Regions from separate parts of the Homo sapiens genome. Here region 1 is linked to region 2. A link is a contact called in ENCODE Hi-C data. All regions are on one chromosome and are shown on one strand. The core of a region is the stretch at or near the end of the contact, and the rest is flanking DNA. Distances in the headings are between cores, read along the strand shown. Region 1 overlaps LOC105378834 (a long non-coding RNA gene). Region 2 overlaps HS2ST1 (heparan sulfate 2-O-sulfotransferase 1).

Region 1 (6,945 bases), core at 1,233-3,732, 390 kb before region 2:
CAAAGATTAACTGGTCCAAAGACACCCAGGCAATGAGGGGGAAGATGGAATATAAGAGCAAGTCTTTTGACTCATATTTCCCCCACTGTGCAATAGCTGCATACCAAAATGAGGAAAAATTACAAGTTTCTGACTATGAGTCCAAAAATGAGTTAACATGTGACTTTATACTAGAGGAGAATCTAATGAGGTCACTCTGCTTAGCTGTTTAGCTACCACTGCTATCCCAGTGGGACTGGGCAAGAATAGAACCAAGTCATGCAAGTAAGAGCAGCATCTGATCGGGCGATGGGCTTGTATTCAGGTTGTTATCTCTATGGATAGCTGTGGTTCCCTGAGGAACCATTCCAAAGACGTTAGAAGAGCCAGGTAGAACCCACATTAATTCATTGGTTAAAGCTCAGAAATAATCATGAGGTCTCTGAGACAGGTGACAATTAGTCATAGGACGGCTCCTATTATACACAAAATTTCGTTGAGCCAGCTCTCCATACTTTACTTCTTGCCCTAGTGTATCTTAAAGATGTGGTTTTCCCCTTGCCTAATCCAGGAGAGCTGGATTTCATAACTAACAGGACTTTAGACTTGTGCTTCACCTTTCAGCAGGCTGCTGGGTTCCATGATGTCCCAGAGCCTGACTATGTGCTTATGATAAAAAAATAAAAAAATAAAAAAATAAACTGAAGAGGGACCCCAGGCTGCAGGAGTGAGATGGGCATGCGAAGAATTGCATTTTCTCTGGTTCCTAGGTATGCTGAAGATGGCATCCAGGAGAAACCTTCTGGCCATCCCTCAAACTGTCCCATAGCTCAGCTGGCAGCTGCGACTTAACTTACAGTGACATCAGCAACATGATGAATTCCATTGCCAGCAGCCTGGACTCCAGGAGGCGCCCCAGGCGTGGCTGATGTGCACAGGTAGGAGCCTGTCCTCTGCGTGGCCTCTGCACTGGAAGAGCTTCAGGGCCTTTTCCTCCAGGGCTGATGGGATTTGTGTTTCGCCTCTGTTTGTTTTTATGTACCTCTGTTTGGGGAAACTTTCAAGCATGCAGAGCAACATTCTGATAAATAGTGCAGTGAGGAGCTGTGCTGCATCCTGGAGCCGAAGGTCACAAGGAAGAAACCAAAACCGGTAAACTCAGGGGTGTTGTGGCCCGAATCTGTAAATCCAAACAATCTCACAGTTATGAAATGGAAAGTTTGTGGGGAAAAACAAATGCTTTGGTTATTACAGTGTTACTACATTCATAAAATATATTTCATTGGGGGGGAGTTTACACAGGGGGTAATGAGATTTTTGCTTTATACATTATTTATAACTGCTTAATCCAGGTACTGTGGGTTATTTTTTTATTCCTTCATTTTCACAGCTACAAAACACTTCAGTATTTCTAATGTATTTCTGCTTACAATACAGATGTTCTCAATTGTGTTTCTAACTACATTTCAACCGTTATGATCACGTTTATTTGTTTGTGTCAGCACACAAGCTGGGGTTGAATGTGCAACACACAATAGTAAGGCTTCAAGAAGCCTGTAAAAAGGCCTCTTGTGCTTTCATTATCAACAAATTAAAATATGCTGTGTGGCACTATCTTTATCATCAGTGGTTTTAATCTTTGGATAATTCCCCTACAGTTGGGTAGGCAGAGCGACAGCCCTCTCTCGGTGCAGAAAGGTTGCATGCCTTAAAACAGCACTTTTCAAGATGACCATTTGGAAGCAACATTTGGAGAACATTTGGGTTATGTCCTCTAACTGAATTTCCAAGCTGTTGGTAACGGACTAAAGAAAATGCAGTCTGTACTGAATACTAAGAAAGCAAGAGTGGAAGAGCCTTGAAGGTCATGTGTAAATATTGACATTTTAATTTTATTTAGTATACCAAGTTGGGGCCCTTGCATTGCTTATCTTGCCATAAAAACTCTTCACCCACTTGCACTGCCCTGCAGATTGTCAGGGAAAGATCTGATCTGAGCAGCCGTGGCTACTCTTCCTGCCATTGCTAACAAGACTGAATTTTGTTTGTGCAAAATCTGAGTCAAAGGGGTGTTCCTCCCCTCTCATCTCCATCACGGACTGATGCGCCTGATTAGATAACAGAAATTTGTGGGCTGAATGTTCATGTAGAGACATGAAAGCCAAGATGCAAAACCAGTCAGAGAAAACAGCCTCCCACTCACTCACAGAGTCAAGTCAGGTGTCTAAAACCAAAGTTATTTGGGGAACCAATAACTGGCTAATTTGGCCAGAACACCCTTCTCTGTGTCCTCAGCAGCAGCATGAGGAAGAAATACCAGCATGTCCTCAGGCCTTGTACCCTTCTTAGAAACCAGAACTCTACCTGCGGAGCTTAATCAGGGCCACATTCTGAAAGTGAGATGCAGGCGACAGCCAGGTCTCTCCACCAGCAGCAGTGGTTAGAATGCCCCACGCACTTAACAACTTCCGGGACACATTTGACTGTTGACCTAAAACAGCACTGCTTTCCTCTGCCAAAGCAAAGAGCCTGGCTCATGTAGAATAGGCCAGCAGTTTGGTAACTTGCCAGAGGCTCCTGTCTCCCTACAGTGAGGTCACCAGAATCACTTACCTCCTGAAACACAGTCGACTGAAATGAAGGTCCAGCAGAAATTAGGGGCCAGTGAGTTAAACATGGAGGAACCAGGGCCACTTCAGATGGTCTTTGGCCTAAAAGGTTTTCCCTAAGTGCAAAGAAGAAAATTGAATGTGGGAAAAAAATGATCTTTTAATGCTTCATAACTCAACTCTCTGACTTACCTCAAAAAGAGAGAAATAGTGTAAAAAGCCAACACCATTTTCTGCCCTCTACATTTGGGTTTCAAAAGGTGTTCCTCAAACAATGATCTGGCTTCCATGCCAAAATAAATGTCATGATTTACACCTCATGCTTATGTTTGCAATCCTAATCACCCTTCCCTATGCCAGCTTTATAAGTCTTGCTCAGTTCCACTATTGAAATAGTACACTTGGATTCAAACAACACTCAAAACCCTTGTTTTTTGTTTTGTTTCATTTTTAACTATTACTGAGTGGTAGGGTCAATCCCATTCAAAATTCCCAAGTAGACAAAATCTGTGTCTGTGGCCCTTCCCCTTCCCCTCACCTTCTTGGCAGCCTCCCTCCATTCCCACTGATGAACTTCCAAGCTTCCTGCAGCTCCACTAGTCCTTTTCAACCAAAGGAAAACAAAGCAGTTTCCTACATTAGCGTATCTGCCTTTGTAAAGTAGTTTAGTGTTTTGCACAAACCAAGAGAATGTTCATTTTAAAAGCAGGAAAGAAAGCCAAAGGAATGAACCATTACAGATGGAGTGTCAGACACCATGGCACCTGGATAAAATATAATTTGGGGCAGGGGAGTATATTCTCATCGTCCCTAAAGTAGATGAACCAGTCAAGTCAGTACCCATAAGGCAGGCTTGATAAATCTCAGGACCAGGCCCCTCCACCCGCAACAAACACACATACACCTCTCCATTGTGATGTTTTAGGCGCAGTGTATAGTAGCTCTGCCTATCTACCCAGAACCTAATGTATTCACCTGAAAGTAAACTAACAGAGTCTGGCTGTCCTGGTGATTCTCAAGACCCTATTGCCTCCTCACTTACCCAAAGGAAAGGAGCAGTAGTTTTTTTAAAAATTCAAGAAATCAGTTAAAAAAAATATGTTAGTGTTTCTCTGAAACATCTAAGTTAGCGTGGCACAATTCATTTTATTTATAAAGAATTTGATTAACTCTGGTTAGCCCAGATTTGCTTCAGCCTGAAGCCCAACATCTCCTTTGCAGTGTGGTATCCTTCAGTTGCTCATTACTTGAGCCAACAGAGGCGGGAGGGGAGATGGAGAAAACTGGTTTTATTTGAGCTTGTGAAAATGCCTTTTTGTCAAGTTCAATGTCATAAGTTTTCTTCCACAAGAAAGTAGAATATACTTTCTGGTGAGCAATAGTTCTTTATTGTATAGAAATGGTTCCTAATTCTCAGCAGATAGAGATTTGAGAAAACAGGGGAGTTCTCCCAAGTCACAAAGAATAATGTGATGGTCAACGTGATAGACGGTTGTACGCTTTGATAGCTAGTTTCACACTGATTTTCTGACACATGAGAGAGGAGCAGTGCCTGTTGCCCAAGGAAGGCAATCTGCTGGGAGGAGGAACACAAACATCCCCAAAGGCTACCAGGTCAACTGTCATTTTCAAAATTACCATTAAAAGTAGGCTGGTGGGCCGGGCATGGTGGCTTAAGCCTGTAATCCCAGCACTTTGGGAAGCCAAGGCGGTTGTATCACAAGGTCAGGAGTTCAAGACCAGCCTGGCCAACATGGTGAAACCCCATCTCTACTCAAAATACAAAAGTTAGCCAGGTGTGGTGGCTGGTGCCTGTGGTCCCAGCTACTCAGGAGGCTGAGGCAAGAGAATTGCTTGAGCCCGGGAAGTGGAGGAAGCAGAGAGCCAAGACTGAACCATTGCACTCCAGCCTGGGTGACACAGTGAGACTTCGACTCAAAAACAAAAACAAACAAACAAAAAATTAGCTGGGTGGTGGTAGGTGCCTGTAGACCCAGTTACCTGGGGGTTGAAGCAGGAGAATCGCTTGAACCCGGGAGGCTGCAGTGAGCCGAGATGACACCACCGTGTTCCAGCCTAGGCTGCAGAACAAGACTCCATCTCAAAAAAAAAAAAAAAAAAAAAAAAAGGAGACTGGGCAAAGTGGCTCATGCCTGTAATCCTAACACTTTGGGAGGCTAAGGTGGGAGAATCACTCGAGGTCAGGAATTTGAGACCAGCCTGGGCAACATAGTAAGACCCTGTCACTACAAAAAATAAGAAACAATTAGCCAAGCATGGTGGTGTATGCCAGTAGCCCAGAAATTCAAGGTTACAGTGAGCTATGGCACCACTACGTTCCATCCTGAGCAACAAAGACCTTGCCTGTGAAAAAAAAGAAAAGAAAAAAATTTTATTAAAAATAATAAGAATAGAAAACGTAGGCTGTGTATGCTAGATTAACAAAACATTCCCCCTACAAAAGGGTGAAATTTCAATTTTTCATGAAGTTTGAAATCTATAATCATCTGACATTATTTCCAGGCATGTAGAAAAAAATTCATTTGTCTTTTCATCTGGATTAGTTTATCTCCGTCAATGTGTATATCAGAAGCACCTGGGGATTCTGTGAGTTTGGGGAACATTTTTTTGTTTGCTTGTTTGTTTGTTTTCAAAATATATGGTAGTATCCCACCACAAATCTATACTAAAATGAAATTTCATAGTGTATGTCACATAAATGTGCACTTTGAAAAATCCCCAAGTAAATTTTGAGATTGGCCCTTGATTCAGTGACACTAATATAAACCCTTTCACTTACCTTTGAGTTTTGTGGTGACCAATCTTCAGATTGGAAGCCTACACCTTCTTAACTTGGTCCATGGGGGCACAAAAGGAGAGAGAGTGTAAATTCTGAGGATGACCTTGACAAAAGTGAACACAAGATTAAGAGATGTGAACCCAAAATAAAAGAAGCAAGGAACTCTCTCTTCCCTTGTCATCTTTAACTCTGCTCTCTCTTGATTGTTCTCTGTGTTGTTCACAGGCCCTTCTTCCTATACCCACTCTGTAAAGTGATTTACCCCAAAGCTCTCCACCCCTTTCACCTTGGATCTCTGGCCAGATAATCTCACCTTCCTCTGTGGCTTCAAAGCCATATACATTTGACTTCTGAATTCATCAGCTAGGGCAGCCATAACAAAGTACCACAGACTGACTGGGTGGCTTAAACAACAGAAATGTATTTTCTCACAGCTTTGGAGGCTGAAAGTCCAAGAGAAGGCATTTATGGCTTTGGTTTCTTCTGAGGCCTCTCTCCCTGGCTCGTAGATGGCTGTCTTTACCCCATGTCCTTACATGACCTTTCCTCTGTGCTGGCACTTCTGGTGTCTCTTCCCCTTCTTACAAGGACATCAGTTCTGTAGAATTATGGGCCACCCAAATAACTTCATTTTAACTTATTACCTCCTAAAGACCCTAATATGGTTTGGCTCTGTTTCTCCATCCAAATCTCATGTTGAATTGTAATTCCCAGTGTTGAAGGAGGAGCCTGGTGGGAGGTGATTGAATCATGGGGGCGGACTTCCCCCTTCCTGTTCTCGTGATAGAGTTCTCACCAGATCTGGTTGTCAGAAAGTGTGTAGCACCTCCCACTTTGCTCTCTCTCTCTCCTGTTGGCCATGTGAAAATGTAACTGCTTCCCCTTTGCCTTCTGCCATGATTGTAAGTTACTTAAGGCCTCCTCAGCCATGCTTCTGGTACAACCTGCAGAATGGTGAGTCAATTAAACATCTTTTCTTCATAAATTACCCAGTCTCAGGTATGACTTTATAGCAGTGTGAGAAGGGACTAATACAGAAAATTTGTACCAAATAGTGGGGCATTACTATAATGAAACCTGAAAATGTGGAAGCTGCTTTGGAACTGAGTAATGGACAAAGGTTGGAGCAGTTTGGAGGGCTCAGAAGAAGACAGGAAGATGAGGGAAGGTTTGAAACTTCCTAGAAACTTGTTGAATGGTTTTGACAAAATTGCTGATAGTAATATGGACAGAGATAGCCAAGCTGGTCTCAGATGGAGATGAGGAACTTACTGGGAACTGAAGTAAAGGTCATTCTTGCTATGCTTTAGCAAAGGGACTAGTGGCATTGTGCCCCTGTGCTAGAGATCTGTGGAACTTTGAACTTGAAAGACATGATTTAGGGTATCTGGCAAAAGAAATTTCTAAGCAGCAAAGCATTCAAGATGTGGCCTGGCTGCATCTAACAGCATACACTCATATGCATGCACAAAGAGATAATTTGATACTGGAACTTACATTTAAAAGGGAAGCAGAGCATAAAAGTTTGGAAAATTTACACCCTGGCCATGTGGTAGA
Region 2 (6,636 bases), core at 2,842-5,341:
TTCTGTATCAGACTGCAGGATAACTGAAGAAAAGAGAACTGAAAACGTGCAATAGTTCTATATTATGGGTAACATTTTAGGACGAGAGGGATATAAGAAACAGCAAAGAGAAAGAGCAATAAATTGTCTTGCCCTCAAATACTGAAACTTCTAGTGTTAAAATAAAAAAGAAATACATTGATAACAACTAGATAAGTAATAAATCCAAAGCAAAAAATATTAACAAAAAAGACCAAATTTTCATATCTTTAACTATAGTAAGAAAACACAGAAATCAGCAATAATAACACTTCAGTAATGACAAGCTAAGGTGATTTATAAGAGACTGAACTATATATGCATAACAGAGCAGAGCAACACTACACATTAGTGGCTCATAATGATTTTGGGATCATGGACTCCTTTGAGAATATGATGAGAAAATTATGCTCTCTTACAAGGTTGGCTTGTGCATTTCAGGGCTTCCTCTTAGAGCCCAACCACAGGCAAGGGGGTCTATGACCCTAGATTAACTACCCTTAAAAACAAAACAGCTCCTAGGACAATGAGGCCTGATGATAACCTAACAAAAGACACTGGTAAGTATGCAGAAAAAATAGGTTACTCGTAAGTAAAGATCAAAGGCAAGTAGAAATCAAAGGGGAAACCAGCAGGGTCTACCCAAGAATTGTCTATGGGTGGAGGAGCCTTGGCATATCAATTTGTCTAGTCAGATCCTCCTGGCAAGTATGCCTATTGTAGAGCTAGATAAGCTAGGCTCTAAAAGCTCAGTGCCATTAAATGTCTGAATTAAATTGGATCCTTTGCATTTTCTAGGAATGAATCTTGAGCTGTGTGCATCTCCAATAACTGCTCTGACGTGTAACTCATTCCCCATAAAATGAATACACAATGAGGAATAGTGAGCAATACAGATGCACCAAAAGAAAGCTGTTGTGAGGCTATTTAACTGATTCTTGCTTCAGCATCACTTACTGTGAGTTGACTGCCCAGCCAAACACCATCTGATCCTCATGGAAGTAATGTTTTGTAATCACTGAGAATTAAGTAAATTGACTGTCTGACTGTATACACTATTTTCTTAAGAGTATTGTTAGCCTGGCCAGGTGCGGTAGCTCATGTCTGTAATCCCAGCACTTTGGGAAGCCAAGGCAGGAAGATCACTTACTTGAGCTGAGGAGTTCAAGACCAGCCTGAGCAACACGGCAACACCTTGTCTCTACTAAAAATTTTTAAAAATTAGCTGAGTGTGGTGGTGCATGCCTGTAGTCCCAGCTACTCGGGAAGCTGAGGTGGGTAGATTGCCTGAGCCCAGGAGTTTGAGGCTGCAGTGAGCCATGTTCACACCACTGCGCTCCAGCCTGGATGACAGAGCAAGCCCCTGTCTCAAAAAGAGTATTATTAGCTTGAATCAGTCTCCCTGAGCACAATCACCATGGGGGACTAACAAAATAAATTTCTATATGCAAGGTAGAGAGATTCTGAACACTGACAAATGCTTTCTTGTGTGGTTTCCAGATAGTCAACAGGGATGCATATGGTACCATTAAAACTTACAAGTTATGGTTATATGAATCATCCTATAAAAAAGAGCTAACAGTGACTTCCACTTTAAGGGAAGATGGAGTAGACTTATGTTTCACTATTGCCCCTTCTGAGTACACCTAAAATACTGGCACACAATACATGAAACAAATGTAAGACTCTAAAAGAGAAGACAGTAGACTACTGGAACCCCTGGGACCTAAGGACAATAAAGTGCTGAGTTGCCCTAAGTTTTATTTATGCCTCATACATTCCAGACTTGGAGCTATAGAAGCTGGCAATCTAGAAACAGGTACAGACAAAAGAATCCCTACAAAAACCTATTCTCTGTAGCCAAAGGACCAGGAAAGGAACAGCATAGCAAGATAGAAAGCTTAGATAATAACCACTCTACAGTAGCCAATTTCATAGGAAAAACCGGCCCCCCCACCAACTGTACAGGACAAGTAGGGAGCCTAGACTTCCACCCTCACAATGCCCAATATCCCTGATGGGGTGATGTCAGAGAAGGCCAAGTACAGGGTCAGGACTTTCATCTCAGACAGCAGGTAACAAGGCACCTCTGCAGTATCAGTGGAGTCCAAGCAAGGAAACAGAAGATTATAATTAGACCCAGAGTCTTATAATACAAAAATGCTCAGGTTTCTATAAAATACTTATTCATCATACCAAGAACCAGCAGGATCTCAAACTCAATGAATAAAGACAATCAAGAAATGACCAACACCAAAATAACAGGAATGTTAAAATTTATCAAAGACTTAAAGCAGCCACGATAAAAATTCTTTAATGAGCAATTATGAACATGCTTGAACCAAACGAAAAAAATGGAAAGCCCCAGCAAATACAATCTCAGTAGAGAAAATGAAGATACAAAAAAAGAACCAGGCCGGGCATGGTAGCTCACGCTTGTAATCCCAGCATTTAGGGAAGCCGAGGCGGGTGGATCATGAGGTCAGGAGTTCAAGACCAGCCTGGCCAACAGAGTGAAACCTTGTCTCTACCAAAAATACAAAAATTAGCCAGGCGTGGTGGTGCATGCCTGTAGTCTCAGCTACTCAGGAGGATGAGGCAGGAGAATCACTTGAACCTGGGAAGCAGAGGCTGCGGTGAGCGGAAGTCACGCCATTGCACTCCAGCCTGGGCAACAGAGCGAGACTTTGTCTCAAAAAAGAACCAAATGGAAATACACGAACTAAAATAAAAAGCTCAGTGAATGGGTTCAACAGCAGAATGGAAGAGATGAAGAAAAGTTTAATGAACTGAAAGAAAAAACAAAAGAAATTACTGAACCTAACAGCAGTGGGAAAACAGACCAAGAAAAGGAGAAACAAAAACAAACAAGAGCTCAAGAAACTGTGGTCTAGAACAAAAGATCTAACATTGGTGTCACAGAGTCTTAAAAGAATAGGAGAAAGAAAGCAGGGTTGAAAAGTGCTCAAAGAAATTATGGCTGACAACTTTACACACTTAAAAAGAGACATAAACATTTAGATAGAGAAGCTGAACAAACTCCAAATAAGGTAAACCCAAAGATATCCATGTCAAGACATATCATAATCAAACTTCTGAAAACAAAAGACAAAAAAAGTCTTGAATGCACCTGTATGAAGCCTACAAGAGAAAACTGGATTAACAGCAGATTTCTTATCACGAACCATGGAGCCAATAGGAAGTGGCACAATGTTTTTCAAGTGCTGAAATAAAATAATCGTATACCTAGAGAAAATAATTTTCAGGAATGAAAGGGAAAGTAACTCACATGAAAGAAAATTAGCATTTATTGCCAGTAGACCTACCCTAAAAGACTGGCTAAAAAAACTCTATAAATAAACAAAAAGGAAAAGATAAAAGAAGAAATCTTAAAACATCAGAAAGAACAAACAAAAAAATGGAGAGTAAAAATATGTGTAAATACAATAAACTTTCCCTTTCCTCTTGAGTTTTCAAAAGCAAGTTTGACAGAGAAAGCAAAATTATTACGGCATTCTGTGATGTGGCTCTAAATGAAGGCAGAGCAAATATTTAAGACAATTACATTGTAAGTGAGGGAGAATAAAAAGACAAAAGTGGAGGTAAGGTTTCTATACTTCACCTGAATTGGTAAAATGATACCAGTGAACTGACAGGTGACATTTATATAATAAAATATGTAAAACAAGCATGAAAAAGACTATATAAAGACATTAAACTCAAATCAAAATGCAATTCTAAAAAAAAATATAAGTAACCCACAGGAATGCAGAAAGAGAAAACAGAAGTGAAAAAAACAGAACAGAAGACAAATAAATAGAAATGTCAAGGGAAATTTTAAAAATACATTGACATGAATGAAAATGAAAATAAGCAAATCAAAATTTGTGGGACACAGTTAAGGCAGGACTGAGAGGGAAATTTACAGCACTGTATGCAGACTTTAGAAAAGAACAGTCTCTAATCAATAATCAAAGAAGATATACAAATGACTAACAAACATGAACAGATGTTCAACATCATTAGTCACTGGGACATGCAAATCAAAACCACAACAAAGTACCACTTCATACACACTAGGATGGCTATAATTAAAAACAGATAAACCAAAAACTTAAAAAAAAAAAAAGAGAAAAGAATAGGAAAATAACAAATGTTAGTGAGGAAGTGACAAATTGTAACCCTCATACATTGCTGGAGGGGATGTAACATGGTGAAGTCATGATGAAAAACAGTTTGGCAGTTTCTCAAAAAAGTTAAACAGAATTACCAAATACCTCAGTAATTCTACTCCAAGGTATATACCACCCCAGAGAACTGAAAACAGGTACTCAAATACTTATAAATGTTTAAAGCACTAACTCACTATAGCCAAAAGGTAGAAACAATCCAAATGTCCATCAACAGATGAATGAACAAATAAATTGTGGTACTATATACAGAGCAATAGAATATTATGCAACTATAGAAAGGAATGAAGTACTCATATATGTTAGTAATACAATATAGATGAACATCAAAAATATGCTAAGAAGCCAGATACCGAAGGTCATATATAATTAGATTAATATGAAATATCCAGAATAGGTAAAAATGAAACAGTATATATTAATATATTGGTGGTTGCCAGGGAATGGGGGGAGGGAGAAATGGAAAGCACCCGATTAACGGTGATGGGGTTTCCTTTGGAGTAATGTTTTGGAACTAGATAGAGATGGTGCTTGTACAATATTGTGAATGTTCCAAATGCCAGTGAATTGTTCCCTGTAAAATGGCTAACTTATGTTTGTTTCACTTCAAAAAAATTACCAAATATTGAGATCTTATAATACAGGTTCATTTTAATAATAACATTAAAAACAAATTATAAAATATTTAACTGTTTATAAATTAGTCATTTATTCTCAATTTAACAATATTTATTGAGTATCTTCATGTACAATAAATTTTTGTAGGCCCTTATTAGACACATCTTTTAAACAAACATAATGCTTCCACATTAAATATATGTTAATCCTTAACATTCTGAAAATACATTACAAAATAAATATCAAATTTTCTTTCACAACTTCATCTGTGATAAGGTTCTCACTAAAAATATATTGGAGTTAATGCTCCTGAGATGATCTATTAGATAAAAACATTAAAGTAATTATTAAATACCCCATCAATCCAAAAAACACCAATTCTTTTCTTTTTGTGTTATTGCTAAGGTTACTACGTTAAAGGAATATGAGTTATATTTTACTAAATGTACTTGCCAAGCTTGGCTATGGCTATACTTTTCTACAGTTATTACATTAATTTAACAATGTGAAATCCTTATAAGTTATAACCTTCTTTTATTATCAATCTGAGAAATACACTAATCACCTACATGAAAAAATAGTATTGGTAATAGCTAACATTGAATTCTCACTATGCTTTAAGTGTTTTATGTATATCATCTGTTACACCCATGCTGTGTTGTGGTTTATATACATCATATCATGAGAGGCAGAATTATTATCCCCATTTAAATAAGAAAACTGAGTCTCTTTAAGTGATCACCAGCTGTTTACTGATGTCAGGATACCATTACAGGTCAATGTGACTCTAGAGCTCATGTTCCACATTATACTGATTGTCTGAGATTTTGTCTATTTCTATTATAGGAAGAGGTAGAGCCTTATAGTTAAATACAGCACTACAATATTATAGAACTACCTTTTTTTTGCAAATGCCTTTTAAAATTATTTGATATATTTTATTTTGGGATTGCAAAAGCATTTTGCAATTGTTTCCTGCAACATTCCTTTGAAATAGGCATGGTAAATAAGTGAAACAGAGGGACAGAAGATGGTTGTCTTCCAGGTGCTTAAAAGAAAAACATGCTGTACTATCTTTGCAACTTCCTGTGAATATATAATTATCTCAAAATTTAAAGTTATAAAAAACCACAACCAAAGCCAAAAACAACATAATTCTTGATATCATTCCCCAAATTAGTAATTGTATAATATTCTAGGTATCATTCTTGAATAGGGAAAAAAAATCACAACATACAAAGGTTTTACTTATTTATGGGTTACTATATGGATTGTAAGGTCTGAAGTAGGTCCAATATAGGGCCTAAGTTTTTCTTTAAATGTACCAGAATAAGTATAGAGATGAGACCTATTATTCAAATTGTAAGTAGAATCCTCTCCCAATTCACAGTTTAGAAAAACACCAATTTGCCTTGATTGTACTGACCAGAGTCAGATTTACCTGCATCCATCTTTTGGGAATGAAACTCCCAGAGCATTTTTGGGAAAAAAATTCTTTTACCAGACGCCCATAGCCTGTTCACCCTAGCCTCTTACTTCTGTCTGCCAATAACACCTGCACCAAGTATCTATTTTTAAAATACAAAATATCATAGTTAAAAATCATAGGTGAGCTGACTTCAAGGCTTCTTTCTTTACTCATTTCAGTCACTTGAAATAAGTACGCTGATACAAAATGGGGAGTCCAACTATACATGCTTTTCCTTTTTCTTGAGCTTTATTAAGACATTAATCTCATCATCCCTCATCTCTTTATAAATTTCTCAAGTGAACTGTTCCTATTTTCATAGTCTATCTTGTACAAAATTGA

What was found. A loop is a pair of places that touch in the nucleus more often than their neighbours do. Pooled maps may share reads with other maps.
Region 1: a loop to region 2 is called in a pooled map, with 8 times the contacts of the local background. The contact joins two enhancer-like sites. A Hi-C loop is called at or near these places in 9 of 37 single-sample maps with no recorded cell type and 4 of 50 pooled maps.

The regions. Positions count from the first base shown.
Region 1 is chr1:87,444,993-87,451,937 of GRCh38, reverse strand. It overlaps LOC105378834 (a long non-coding RNA gene), which reads right to left. Exons shown (of 4, transcript XR_947565.3): 2 at 5,389-5,491; 3 at 2,593-2,704; 4 at 1-1,159. Among named protein-coding and RNA genes, the nearest start is that of LINC01364, 77 kb to the right of the region's middle. RefSeq lists an enhancer at 1,966-2,345. Within about 2 kb of position 2,482, at least 12 of the 41 ENCODE cell types and tissues checked have a DNase peak (open chromatin) inside an H3K27ac peak, as active enhancers do.
Region 2 is chr1:87,059,431-87,066,066 of GRCh38, reverse strand. All of the region lies in intron 1 of HS2ST1 (heparan sulfate 2-O-sulfotransferase 1), which reads right to left. Among named protein-coding and RNA genes, the nearest start is that of LINC01140, 67 kb to the left of the region's middle. Within about 2 kb of position 4,091, at least 3 of the 41 ENCODE cell types and tissues checked have a DNase peak (open chromatin) inside an H3K27ac peak, as active enhancers do.